Regions from separate parts of the Homo sapiens genome. Here region 2 is linked to region 1. Evidence: read pairs that join two places in POLR2A ChIA-PET (ENCODE). Cell type or tissue: PC-3. All regions are shown on one strand. Links, peaks and the distances in the headings refer to the core of each region. The heading gives the core; the rest is flanking DNA.

Region 1 (7,210 bases), core at 1,336-6,335:
AGAGAGGTGAAATGACTTGTCTAAGGTTTACAGTGTGTTAATAATGACACCAGGCTAAAACTCAAGTTTCCTGACTTCAAATCCAGGATTCTTTCTGCTGTTTTATAATAGACAGGGCTTCAGGAGACCTGGTATAGCCAGTTATGTGCTGGTAAATGTTTAACAACTGGCTCCATAGGAGGGAAAAAAAAGATCTTGATTTATAGCATTTGTCGATTTCTGTGGTGTAAATAACTCTACCTTGTCTAATTTCAAGCTACCTGAAGTAACTCAACATAAGGGTTGATTCAAGCAGACTCCAGCACACTGCTTAGATATAGCCCTTGATTTTAGACTTTGCAGGTTTCTGTTCTGGAGAAACTTCCATACCCTCTTTCTTTTTTTTTTTTAATTTTTAAAATTAAATTTTATTTATATTAATTTTATTTTTATTAAATAAAATTTATATTTTATTATATATAATTTATATGCTATTTTATTTATATTATATTAATTTTATTTATATTAAATTTATAAGGCATTATTCCTTAATCTTTTTATATGTTCTAGAAGAGTTTAAGCTACCTTAAATTCATATATCCTCTTTCTTAAAAATTTGTAGTGCTTGGAGACTCCCATCCCCCAGATACTGGCTGTTGCCAGAACATGCGAAACTCTTGCAGTCAGATGATGCAAAAGGCTATAAATAAAAATAAAGGATCCCAAAGGAATGACCTGCTGAAAATATGACAAGATGGAAAACTCATATAAGTAGAGAGTGCTGTTCATGGTCATGTGTTAGAACCAAAAGCCAGCGATGAACTCTGGAAAGATGAGTTAATGGAATACGAGTCCCTAAAGCATTTAGGCTGGGAGGAAGTGCCACCTCCTCTCCGTAGCTTTTCTGATTTATCTCAGGAAGAAATAATTCCTCCTTCCTTAGTAGATCCCAAATACTTACACCTCAGTTGCTTTTTTTATTTTTAGAATTGCATTGCATCTAGAATGTATTTTACAGAATACATCCAAACTCCTTAGTTTGGCAGAGAGGCCTTTTATTAAATGAATTTTCAAAGAGGTGGGTGGGACAACAGGAAGAACACAAGCTTCGGAGCTTGATTGATTCTGGGTTCAACTCCTGCTGCACTGCTTACTGCTGTGATACTTCAGGCCAGTTTCCTAACCTAGGCCTCGGTTCTTCATTCCTTTTTTCTTTTTTTTTTTTGAGACAGAGTCTTGCTCTGTTGCCCAGGCTGGAGTGCAGTGGCACAATCTTGGCTTACTGCAACCTCTGTCTCCCAGGTTCAAGCAATTCTCCTGCCTCAGCCTCCCAAGTAGCTGGGATTACAGGCGCCTGCCACCACGCCTGGCTAATTTTTTTGTATTTTTACTAGAGATGGGGTTTCACCATGTTGGCCGGGCTGGTTTTGAACTCCTGACCTCAAGTAATCCACCCGCTTCGGCCTCCCAAAGTGCTAGGATTACAGGTGTGAGCTACCGCACCTGTCCAGTTTCTTCATTCTTAAATACCTTCCTTATAAGGTTGACACAGACGGAAATGACAGAAGACATGTCAGGTGCCTAATACACCACCTGTTATGTGTTAAGGATGCAAGAAATGATCTGTTCTTTCTGTTTACTGGTGAAACATTTCCTGCTTGTTCAAATCTTTATATTTTTGGAGATGTGCTTTCCTATTAATGAGTTAGTTTATTTACACAGACTCCTAACAAATATTTAGAGCAAAATTCTCTGTGGACTGAATCTCTGATTCTGCTGTCTTTAATGTCTAGTGGTTTTATTTGTTTGTTTTTTTGAGACAGGGTCTTGCTCTGTCGCCCAGGCTGGAGTGCAATGGTGCCATCGTGGCTCACCGCAACCTCTGCCTCCTGGGTTCAAGTGATTCTCCTGCCTCAGCCTTCCGGGGAGCTGGGATTTCAGGTGCCCACCACCATGCCTGGCTAATTTTTGTATTTTTAGTAGAAATGGGGTTTCATCATGTTGGCCAGGCTGGTCTCGAACTCCTGACCTCAAGTGATCCGCCTGCCTCAGCCTCCCAAAGTGCTGGGATTACAGGTGTGAGCCACCGCACCTAGCTTAATGTCTAGTGGTTTTGCAGGACGAGGACACAGATAAATTCTTGGGCTCAGGGGTCAGGTATACCCCTTCCCAGGCAGAAAGTAAGATACCATGAAAATTGTTCTTAAATGTGATCTAAGTACTACAGGAAGGTGATGAGGGGACCTCACCAAATGCAGGATGTAACCAGAAGTGACACTGGTACCCCTGCTAAGGACTGGGCACTAATGCCATAGCATCTCCTTCAACCCTCACATTAACCCTATGGTGGTAGAATGACTCCTATTTTGCTAATGACAAAACTACATGCATTTACTCAACAATCTTCCTTGTGCACCTACTACATGCCAGGTATTTTCTAGGTGCTGGAGGTAGAGCATGGGCAAAAGGGACAAAAATCCCTGTCCCTGTGGAAGTGACATTAACAAGGTAATAAATAAGTTAAGGAAGTAAAATATAGAGCATGTCAGGTGGTGCTAAGAGCATGGAGAAAAATAAAGAAGAGTAGGAGCGTGGGGGATGCGTGAGGCTGCAATTTGATTTCTTTCTGGTTTTTTTTTTTTTTTTTTTTTTTTTTTTTGAGACAGAGTCTTGCTCTGTCACCCAGGCTGGAGTGCAGTGGCATGATCTCGGCTCACTGCAACCTTAGCCTCCCAGGTTCAAGCAATTCTCCTGCTCAGCTTCCCAAGTAGCTAGGATTACAGGCATGCACCACCATGCTCGGCTAACTTTTGTACTTTTAGTAGAGACGGGGTTTCACCATGTTGGTCAGGCTGGTCTTGAACTCCTGACCTCAAGCAATCCACCCGCCTTGGCCTCCTAAAGTGCTGGGATTACAGGCGTGAGCCACTGTGCCCAGCCTGCAATTTGATTTAAAGTGACTAGGGCGGCTGGGCAAGGTGGCTCATGCCTGTAATCCCAGCACTTTGGGAGGCCAAGGCAGGTGGATCATCTGAGGTCAGGAGTTCAAAATCAGCCTGGCCAACATGGTGAAACTCCACCTCTACTAAAAATACAAAATTAGCTGGGCATGGTGGCACATGCCTGTAATCCTAGCTACTTGGGAGGCTGAGGCAGGAGAATCGCTTGAACCTTGGAGGTGGAGGTTGCAGTGAGCCGAGATCGTGCCATTGCACTCCAGCCTGGGCGACAGAGCGAGACTCCATCTCAAGAAAAATAAATAAATAAATAAATAGAATAAATACATAAATAATTAAAGTAACCAGGAAATGTCTCATGGAGATGACCTTGGAACAAAGACATGGAGAAGGCAAGGGAGGTGGCCACGAGGATAACTTGTTCAGAAACTGACCTGGGGTTCCCAGGAATTGACAGGGCGGGTACTGGAATCTCTGTCTGGCTCTAAGGCCAGTGCTCTCCTTTCAACAAGGCTCTTTTTCAAGAAGCAGTGTCGCTGTCGTCCAAGCAGGCTGTGTGCGTGTGATGCTGTGTGCGCGCACATATGTGCTATTTAGGAATGTGTTATATTTCCATGGGTAGACCCTGTGGGGACCCAAGCTTCCCTACTGACATCTTCCAGAGGCTGAGGCCTCACATTGTTGGTTTTCATGGAAACTTGGCAACTTTCTAGTTATCCCGCCCTGAGCCCTGCACCACATTCCAATGGTTTTATTTGTGTGCCTTGGAGCTGTGCCAGGGCTGGGCCTGGGACAGGTTGCCATGGCGACCTCCCCACTCTTTCCAGATAAGAATTTCTCAAGGATGTTGACGTTGGGCCTGAAATAGTTCTACCCTGCTCTCAGCCCGTAGGAGGATGAACTTTGGCATGGAGAACTGAGTTAGGAAACCTACTCATTCCCTCAGTCTTTCAATTTGTGTACACTGAATCCTGGGTAAGAAAGACTTCTCGGGAGGGTACTCCAGGGCCCCCCAGCTTTAGGATTGAGGATGGCTTTGCTTAGGTACTAGAAGAGCTTCTTTCAGTTTTTCCATTCCAGTTGTTATATTCAGTGCTTGCCTTTGAGAGCCCTGCTAACATAAGATATTTTTTTTTCTTTTTTTTTCGAGATGGAGTCTCGCTCTTGTCATCCAGGCCGGAGTTCAGTGGTGCGATCTCAGCTCACTGCAACCTCTGCCTCCGAGGTTCAAGTGATTCTCCTTCCTCAGCCTCCCGAGTAGTTGGGATTACAGGTGCCCGCCACCATGCCCAGCTCATTTTTGTATTTTTTTAGTAGAGATGGGGTTTCACCATGAGAGCCAGGCTGGTCTCGAACTCCTGACCTCAAGTGATCTGCCCGCCTCAGCACCCCAAAGTGCTGGGATTATAGGTGTGAGCCACTGTGTCCAGCTTTTTTTTTTTTTTTTGAGATGAAGTCTTGTTGTGTGGCCCAGGCTGGAGTGCAGTGGTACAATCTTGGCTCGCTGCAACCTCTGCCTCCTGGGTTCAAGCAGTTCTTGTGTCTCAGCCTCCCTTGTGGCTGGGATGATAGGCATGTGCCACCACGCCCAGCTAATTTTTGTATTTTTAATAGAGACGGGGTTTCACCATGTTGCCGAGGCTGGTCTTGAACTCCTGGACTCAAACAATCCTCCTGCCTTGGCTTCCCAAAGTGTTGGGATTACAGGTGTGAGCCACTGCACCTGTCCTGAAAGAACAACTGTCACTGGGAATTTGCTTTCAGAAAGAAAAAATGTCAGTGTTCATGCCTTTAACTCAAAATAATTCTTAAGCCAAAATAGCATATTTTGGGGTGGCGTATTCTTCCGCCCTTCACTTTTTTTCCCAGTAAATATTATTTTGAGTGAATAAAGTGACTCATCCAAAAATTCTTTTTTTTTTTTGATGACTTGTCCAAATTCACTGCATCAGTTATCTATTTCTGTATAACAAAACACTCTTGGATTTAGTGGCTTATGACAACACTGTCTTATTTGTTTATGATTCTGTGGGTCAGCTATTTGAGGTGGGATGGATGGTTCTTCTCCTGGTCTTGGCCGAGACCACTTGCAACTGCAGTCGGCTGGGGGTTTGGCTGGGAGCTGGTTGATCTGGGGCCTCAGCCAGGGTATGTTTTTGCTCCTTGTGGTCTTACGTCCAACAGGCTAGTGTCCTGGGCTTCTTTCTGAGAAAGTGAGGCTGAGGGCCTCTTCAGGGGCAGATCCTGAAGCAGTTCTAGGGGTCTTCTCTAAAGAAAATAAAAGCCATTAATATGAAATTAGGTCCAGAGCCTTGGAAGAGGCCGGTGCAAGTAAAGGGCCCAAAGCTTGAGCTGCAGGAGCCTCCCAGAACATCCGCCTTTGGTCTTCTCTGCTCTTGGATCCTCAGTGAGACTTGATGGGGTCTGACATCATTCTTACCCTTGAGAATGGGCCAGGGAACTAGCATGACATGGAACAGGGCCTCTTCTCAGTGACACACCTAAGAACCCTCTCCCTCCTCCCCAACTTGCCCCTCTCCTCTCAATCTTGAAGCTGCTATTGCTGTACTTCATCACGCTGAATTTATTGAGACACAAACTTTTATCAGGCTTTAGATTTTATTTTATTTTATTTTTTTTGAGATGGATCCTCACTCTGTCACCCAGGCTGGAGTCCATCTTGGCTTACTGCAACCTCCACCTCCCGGGTTCAAGCAATTCTCCCACCTCAGCCTCCCGAGTAGCTGGAATTTCAGGCGAGTGACACCACATCTGGTTAATTTTTGTATTTTTAGTAGAGATGGGGTTTCACAATGTTGGCCAGGATGGTCTGGAATTCCTGACCTCAGGTGATCCGCTCGCCTCGGCCTCCCAAAGTGCTGGGATTACAGGCATGAGCCACTGGACCCCGCCAGATTTTATTTTATTTTATGAGTCAGGATCTCAATGTGTCGCCGTTGGAGTGCAGTGGCGCGATCATGGCTCATGCAGCCTCAAACTCTCCATCTCAAGTGATCCTCCAACTTCAGCCTCCTAAATAGCTAGGACTGTAGGTACTCCACAAATGCCTGGTGAATTTTTGTTTACTTTTTGTAGAAACAGAGTCTCACTATATTGCCCGGGCTGGTCTCAAAACTCCTGGATTTAAGTGATCCTCTCCTTGGCTTCCCAAAGCTCTGGGATTACAGATGTGAGCCACTGCCCCTGGCCTAGGCTTTAGATTTAAAAATTCAACTCCTGCCCCTATTTCCCCCCACAAATATGCTCTCTGGCATAAATTTCAAAGGTCTATTTGAAACTCAAAAGCTAAGAATGGACTCTTTGTTCTGCTGTATCCCCCATCACTTCCTGAGGGAATGAGCTTCAAATGTCCTACCTGCTTCCCAAATGGGCGGAAAGATTCAGGAACAAAGCCCACATTAGATAACAGTATAAAATAGCTTCCGGCTGCATGGTTAGAACTGTTTATTTACACAGGTTTAGGAGCACCAGGTGAAAAATGTGAGCTTTGCCCTCACTTGGGGTTCAAATTTACCTGGGCATGTTTGGTGGGGGATGGAACCACACCGTAGGTGCAATTGTGTTCCAGAGAGAGAGGCGACAATGGAGAAGAAGGAATACACCATGCTAGGCTCAGACGTGGGGCCTTGGGTGGGATGTAGGCAGTGGCTCTTTGCACGGGGTGTGGCTATAACTGGGACCTCCAGGTGGTGGCTCATGGTTGCACTGGGGAAGTAAACTAATCTAGGCATAAAAGTTGATGAAGCTGTAGCACCAGGAGTCCAAGCTGTGAAGGAAGTTGAGTCCTTCCTCCGCCAGCAGCAGACTGTGAGCTGCAGAGTCAAATATGTAAGTAGCAATTATTGGTGAGGCTGTTGGCAGCTCATGGACAAGAACAGAGGTTGTTGGCAGGCAGGCAAATAGCAAGGGCAAGGTCAGTGGCCCTGGTTGGGTTCTGGGTCTGGTGTGATGGTAGTGAGAACTGCAAGAACTCTTTTCACCTAATGACTCCAAACTCCTGTGCTAAGAGATTTGACCAGCCCTAGCATGGCTTCTAGCAGCCTAAGGTGGCATCTCTGGGACCATCCAGCCCCCTTTTAAGTTCCTGTCTGTAAAATCTCCGGGCTGTCAAAAGAATTAACTGTTTGTTGCAGCCAGCACCTAACATAGACCCCTGACCTCCCTTTTGCAAAGCATTCATGCAAAGGGCTTCCTATTGAGACTCCTTCCTCTGCCCCTTTGAGATGTGTGTCTATCTCCTACAACTTACCTTT
Region 2 (7,210 bases), core at 967-5,966, 72 kb after region 1:
CTTGGCCAAAAGTCCTGCATCTAATAACTGGTGGATATAGTATTAAACTTCACTCAGGTGTGGTTGGCTGCGAACCTGTTTACTCTCCACAGCATCAGGGACCCAGAAGGCAGCCAGAAACCCCGAGTCTCTGGGCAGATGGAGGGTGGAGAGCCCAGGGTGAGACAGATGAGTGAGGTACCCAGAGACCCTTTCTGCTGAGTCTGGGCAAGAGAGTTAAGACCTAGAAGCACAAGGGGACCCACTGATTCCACGCTCTGTGGTTTTCCCCCCACAAGCCCATCTGGCTGTCAGTGGCCTAGACCAGGTAGGACAAGAAATTGCCATAAGAAACCATGAACACTGCTGAGCTCCTACTGTGTGCCAGGCTCCATTCTAAGTCTTTATGTGCGCTAATTAATTTGATCCTCACATTAACCCTACAAGCTGTGTATGATTATTATCATTTTATGGAAGAAGAAACAGAGGCACAGAGAAACTAAGTAACTTGCCCAAGGTCACGCAGCTGGTAAGTAGCAGAGATAGAATTTGAACCCAAGCAGTCTGACGCCAACATCTTCACCATGATACACTACCACCTTGTGAAACAAATCCTCAATTATCTACAGCTTTCCTATGTCGGAGAAAAAGGATTACCCATGAGTGTGAAAAGAGAGGCCTGTTTGGATAATCAGAGCCAGAGATTCCTCCCTGGAAATTTTAAATTCATTTATTCCCTAAACATTTTCTGTCCACCTAGTTTGTGCCAGGCATTGTGCTGGGCACAGAAAGTAATGAGAAGATAAACTTAGTCTCTGACTTCAGGGAGATAGTCAAGAACACCTCCTTGGGAAGCACTGACAGATCCCAGGGGTTGCTGGCTTTGGCTGTGGGCTGTGTTTTATTTCATCTTCACAGGGCAGGTTCTCTATTCTATGCTGGAGGAAACTGAGGCTCAGAGAGTTTAGGACACTCACTCAGGATCACACAGCACAAGGAAGGATTTGAATAGATTTTGACACCATGCTGTCTTCTACTCTGCCATACTGCCCCCCCTCCACTGTGAAGTTCACTCCACAAGACCTGCCTCATCCCCGCCGGGGTCTCCCCTGCCCCCACTCCCCAGTGAGAGCCACCTCCTAGTGCTAATCACACCATAGGCTCTGCAAGTGCTGCTGGTGCCTGTCCCTGGCTGGAGGGTACCAGCCTTGTTTCCCTCCCAACATAGTCCCACCAAGAAGTGCTTGGCCCCAATGTGTGGTCTGATGCCATCTGGCTTGGGGGCAGGGAGGTACCCAGGAAGTGGTGGATCGTATTGTCATTGTTGTCTGTGTCTTGTATTTTGTGTATTTCCACGAACAGCCTCAGGAACGACCAGCAGTGACTGGCTTCCAGGGCTAGAGGTAGCTGCAAAAGGCTATTCAATCCATCCCCTTGCCTCTGTGTAGGGCCATGCCTGGGCCCTTCTGGCCAGGGGATTCTCTTTCATTCTCTGACGGCCTCCCCAGGGGACACTGCCCAGGGTCCCACAGCACATCTGTTTCTCAGGCTGGCCTGGGGCTGGGGCCTCGGGGTTCCCTACCTTCTCCAGGGAGTACGTCAGTGGTGCTCTGTCCCGGGGGCTGGGCTCCTCCCAGGCCAGAACCACATAGGCCTCTCGGATCTCGCTGGCATGGACATTGGTTGGCGGTGAGGGGATGGTCACAGTATCTGAAATCAGAGTCACCCGGGACCGAGATGGTTGGACCCTCAGAGACCCCCTAATCTCAGTGCCTCATTCCATGGAAGAGGGAACTACACCCCTACCCATCCCCCAGAGAGGGGCAGTAGTTGGCTCCAGGTCACTCAGCAATGCTGGGCAGAGCCGGGGCTAGAACCCAGGTCTCCCACTGCTCTGGCCAGGACTTTTCCCAATGTGTTCCCTCCTCCAGGAGGGCCACAGCCAGATGGGCCACAGTGACCCCAGCACTCTGACTGCCTCCAACTAGGCCCCACCTGCCCTCATCCCCCACACCCTGCACTGGGACAGCTTCTGCCTCTTTGCCAGCTCATGTCCCAGAGTTTTGAGAACTATACAGGAGGCCCAGTGTGTGGGAGGATCCCGCGTACCTTCAAAAGCGTCTGTGCTGATGGTGATCTTGTTTCCCAGATCAAAGGGGATCTCTAGGATGAGAAGGGAGCATGGGAGGGTGGGGGGTGGCACAGGAGGAGTTAGGCCAGGAGCTACCCCACACCAGGGTCTGCGTCCTGCCCCGTCCCAGTCCTGGCCTTGCAGCCCTCGCTGTGCAACCTCAGACAGGTGCCCTCCCTCTGGCCTCAGCTTTCTCAGGAGTCCCAAGTGGAGCCCTGCTGCTCTCAGGCCCTGGCACATGCTCTTCCTCTTGGGACAAGTGGAGACAGAGAGGAGGAGGGAGGTGCCTGGCGCTGGGCACCCTGCCACGGTGGAGCTTCTAGCACACCCAAGTCAGCGTGGCTCCCGAGGGCTGAGAGGAGGCCGTGTCCCCGCACTCGAGCTTAAGGACATCTGACAGGTGCTGGGGTAGGGTGCTCCCTCAGACTGGTCTCTCCCATGGACAGGTTTGGTTTCTCCCATTAGACTAGCTGTATCTTCCTTCTCAGGCTAGGGGTTCCTAAGGACCGGATTGTGTCTCCTCCATCAGACTGGAAGTTCTCGAGGGCTGGCCTTTGTCTCCTTCATCAGACTAGTGTTTACTGAGGGCTGGGCTGTGCTTCCTCCACCAGACTCGGGGCTCCTGAGGGCTGGATTGTCTCCTGTGTGAGACAGTCCTGAGGGTTCCCTGACTGATGTTCTAGAAAGTCGCTTAGGACCTCTGTACCCACCTGTCTTCCTCCGGGCTGCATCATGGTCACCCATGACAACCAACTCTGAGGCCTTGGAGGGGACGCTGCTGCCTACCCTGCTGATGGCTCTCACCCGGAACCGATAGCTCTGACCTTCGACGAGGCCTTGGATTGGGCACCGACAAGTCCCTCCGGGGGCCTCATGGCAGGCGATCCATTCCCCAGACTCGCCCTGGCACCTGTTGGAGACAGGCCCCCCCTTTCAGCCCCTGCCCACAATGCACACCTTCCCAATGTGAGCCTCTACAAGGGCCTTTCTCTGACTGGGGGAGCCTGCCCAGCTCATCTCTGCCAATTAAAGTTCTTCTCTCCAATGGAAGAGCCTGGCTCCAACCTCGGGCCCCCGGGAGACCTTTTCACCATCCCTGACACTGACCAGCAGCAGTGCCTTTCATGGGGCATCATCGTGAGCCTGTGACTGTGCTGTGCCCTCCACACCCAGCCCTCGTTTTATCTCCCTGGCAGTCCTAGGGGGCACGTGTGGTCACCTTCACTGCACACATGGAGGATCTGTGGCTCAGAGAGTGACAAGACCTGCCCAAGGTCACACAGTTAGGATTTACCTGAGCTTGTCCCCTCCCTAAGTTGGCATGCATTCCAGGTTGACCCTCCAAGCCTGGGCTCTCTGTACCCTCTTGGTACCATTGTTCCAGGCAGTACGACAGTGCACGTTACCCTTATTGTTACCAGCTGGTTGAGGTAGTCGTCACATGTGGGTCCAAGTCTTGTCTCCACCACTAATGACAAATGTGTCTTTGAGCAAAGTCATCTCCCCACATACTTTGGTTTCCCCATCTATAGAAGAGGGCATTAGATAGTCCCCCTCCCCTTTAGAGACGGGTCATTGGAAGGATGGAAAGAGATGAGGCATGCCCTTAGCACGGTCATGAGCCTGTCCGTGGCAGCATTAGCTATTTTCTCAAGCTGGGCCTTCAGAGCCGGCCACACTGGAAAAAGGCCGGAGGTTCTGGCCTCTCTACCTGTTTGCCTCCTCCCTTGGGGTCAGTGCTATTCCATCTCTCTCTGTCATTAGGAAGGAAACTAGCCCACGAATTCACTGTGCTCAGGGTTCAAGCACTCCCCGTTTTGCCCCTCTGGGTCAGCTCTAGAGGGTCCACAGGGCAGTGGCCGACTCCAGCATAGAATTCCAGTTATCAGCATGACAAAGACTTGGAGGTGTGGATGCCCCTCCATTGCCCCTAAATGACACAGCACAGCCTGTCTCCTGTCCTTTTCTGAGGAGCGGGGGTGTGAGGGTTCTCTGAGGTCAGACATGGGGCCTCCTCTTTGCTGTGGCTCCCACCACCAGACAGAATTCTACCCCTAGGGCCTCTGCCACTCACGAGGTCGACTCACCGCTCAATGGTGTAGGCAGTGATGGGGTTGCCCCGGGTGTCACTGGGCGGGGCCCAAGTCAGGATGAGGCAGTCTCTGTTCACATCCAGGCATCGGACGTTCAGTGGGGAGCCTGGGGCCCCGGGGTTCTCGGCCTCGGCATCTGAAACCCGGGGGTGAGAGGGAGGCCCTTCTAGTCAGTGGCCATTTGGTGACAGGCCCTTCCCACTCCCGCCCAGCATCCTCTTCTCATCCATCCTCCAGGGGCTCAGTTTTGATCTTGAGGACTGGGGCCTGAATATTAGTCCCACTACCCCCATAGCAGTATCTGAGGGAAGGATGACAGTACCATTTCTTGGGGGCCCATTTTACACCAAGTACCTGAACAAGTGGAATAATTAATTCCAGCCCCAGAGCAGCCTTCCCCTCTTTGGATGGGGAAACTGAGTCTCCTGGAGGTGAGTGAGTGACCTGCCCAAAGTCACCCAGCTGGTGAAGTGACAAAGCCAGGATGTGAACCCAGGCCCTAAGCAGTGGCCAGAATCACTCCAGCCCCACACTCAGCTCCCAGCCTCCCTGGCTCCAGCCAGGCTAACTCTCGGGCCATGTCCCTTTGGAGGGTCATAGGATGCCACGGGGAGTCTTGGAGACCCCAACCCAAAGCCCTGATTTTATGGTAGAGAAATTGAGGCCCCAAGAGAGCAGGGTCCTTGCCTAAGGTTCCACAGCAAACAAGGGGCAGAGCCCTGGTCTCTGGGCTCCTGCTGCTACCCTGCGCCCACCCATGCCCTCACCTCTCACAAGCACGTAGGTGCTCTGTTCCCGGGGTCCGAAGGGCGAGGGCACCCGGACCATGTAGAGCCCCTCGTCCTCCTTGTAGGTGCAGGACACCTTCAGGGATGCCTGGCGGTCTGTGTAGAGGATCTTCCGACGTCTCGAGGACCTCAGTAGGCTCCCTGTGGAGGGGAAGTGGGGGGCCATTGAGTTTGTGGGGGGTCCTGGTCTCACCTGGGAACCACAGAAACTGGGGGGTCTGGAGACCCTGGCTGGGCAGAGAGAGAGGCTGGTGAGGCTCAGCTCAGGCCTTGGGTGGGGGTGGTGGCCTCCAGGGCTTTGCCAAGGCAGGCAGTGGAGAACTCTCCTTTGCAGAGGGCTTGGGGAGTAGGGAAGGGCCAGTGCGGGGCTGGGGCTCAATGAGGGAGTGAGGGTTTAGGGACATAGCCAGTGACAAGGTGAGGAGTTGTAGGTTCTCTGAGGGAGTAGGAGCAAGAGAGATGGGTCCCTGTATGGGGTCAGGGGACTCAAAGAAGGAGGGCCCGTTTGGGGGAGGTGGGAGCTCAGTAAAGGGCCTGGGTCTCACTGAGAGAGCTGGGGCCTCGGTGAGGCGGGTGGAGGACGTGTCGTGGGGTCAGGGGTCAGGTAAGGGAGTGAGGGCTCTCGGGATGGGAGCTTAGGAGGTGGATGGGGACTCAGAAGTGGAGTCCAGGGCTCAGGGGCGGGCCCTGCCTTGAGGCCACACTGTGGGGCCAGCTCTTCTCTTTGCCCCATGTGAAGGATCCGCCCTCCATTCAGCACCTCCATTCTGGAAGATCTACACGTTTGGGAAGACGTCTCAGCCTTGTTATTGCAGCTGTCAGGGATCCTGATGGCTCCCATACTCCCTGCTCCCAGCAGGTGCAGCCTCCCTGGGCTCAGAGCTGGGGGTGCCAGAGGGGCACTGTACTCTGGGTCCTTAGGCTATAGGCCTAGTCATGGATTGGGTAGGAGGTCCAGCCGTCGTCCTCCTCCCTCACTGGGCCACGTCTTCCTGCCTTGGCTCTGACCAGGCTTCTCAAGGCCTCGCCTGAGACATCCCCAGAGGCCTCCCAGCCCACGGGTCAGCAACTGTATCTGCACCACCACCCTGACTCTGCAAAGTCCGATGCAACTGTTGCAGCCTGCCCTGAGCACTTGTGGTGCCCTCCTGCCTCCCGATCTTGGGGCTCTGTTCCCATTGCTTTGAGTGCCCTCACTCACTTTTTTTTTTTTTTTTTTTTGAGATGGAGTCTTGCTCTTGTCCCCCAGGCTGGAGTGCAATGGTGCCATCTCGGCTCACTGCGACCTCTGCCTCCTGGGTTCAAGCGATTCTCCTGCCTCAGCCTCCCGAGTAGCTAGATTACAGGCACCCACCAACATGCCTGGCTAATTTTTGGTATTTTTAGTAAAGATGGGGTTTTGCCATGTTGGCTAGACCTGAACTCTTGACCTCAGGTGATCCACCCACCTCAGCCTCCCAGAGTGCTAGGATTACAGGTGTGAGCCACCACGCCTGGCCTCCCTCCCTCACTCTTAGGGAGGTAATGATGCATGCAAATGGCTGAGCAGGTGCCTGGTCAGTGCCAGCGGCTACAATTGTGCTGATGGCTTCCTCCCTCCTCCCAGGTGGACACAGCCCCCTGGGCTCATGCACATCTGCCCCTACCATTTACCCCAGCCCTAACCCAGGGCCTGGCACCCCACAGATGCTTGGTGGCCATTTATGGGGTGGCATGATCTGACCACACCTGGCTGCACTCCCGCTCTCCTCTGCCTCTTCAGCACTTTAGCACAGTTGGTACTGGTTGGGGAGAGTCTCTGTCCGCTAGGGGTCCTCTCTGGCTCTGAGTTGAGCTTTGGAGGGGCCAGCTCTGGAGGCTGGGGGCCAGGACTGGGGGTCCTTACCATCTCGGAACCACTGGATGCTCTCAGCATCTAACACATCTTCCGAAAACAAGCATGACAGGGAGAAGGGTTCCTTCTCACGAGCAAAGACTGGCTTCAGCACCGAGGTGAATTCCACGCTGGGGCCAAACGTCGATCCTGGCGTGGGAATGAAATTTGGGGCAGAAGTTTTTGAGGCAGCCAGCCTGGCCTGGGACTTAGGAGTGAGGAAATTTCTGGGGCATCCCTTCTCTTCTGGGTCTTGACTAGGAGAAGGGGACCTGGCCTTGGGGTAGGAGGGGAAGAGACTTATCTAGGTAGTGGTCAGAGCAGCCAAAGAGCAAACATCCCAAGG

What was found. Peaks named below come from ENCODE experiments on the same cell type or tissue, not always from the same donor. Only the 100,000 strongest peaks of a DNase experiment are listed, where the experiment ranks them.
Region 2: POLR2A ChIA-PET joins it to region 1 with 5 read pairs; 5 of 35 experiments call an interaction of 5 or more read pairs at or near these places.

Annotation. Positions count from the first base shown.
Region 1 is chr1:24,015,273-24,022,482 of GRCh38, forward strand. All of the region lies in intron 1 of LOC105376863 (a long non-coding RNA gene), which reads left to right. Among named protein-coding and RNA genes, the nearest start is that of SRSF10, 39 kb to the left of the region's middle. In PC-3, for the core only: no CTCF peak of the experiment used is centred there; a DNase peak (open chromatin) is centred at 3,739; H3K4me3 peaks cover 492 bases; H3K27ac peaks cover 1,796 bases.
Region 2 is chr1:24,087,977-24,095,186 of GRCh38, forward strand. It overlaps MYOM3 (myomesin 3), which reads right to left. Exons shown (of 37, transcript NM_152372.4): 9 at 6,877-7,014; 10 at 4,971-5,132; 11 at 4,198-4,339; 12 at 2,821-3,020; 13 at 2,089-2,142; 14 at 1,562-1,689. Among named protein-coding and RNA genes, the nearest start is that of MYOM3, 21 kb to the right of the region's middle. RefSeq lists an enhancer at 5,003-5,666. In PC-3, for the core only: no CTCF peak of the experiment used is centred there; no DNase peak of the experiment used is centred there.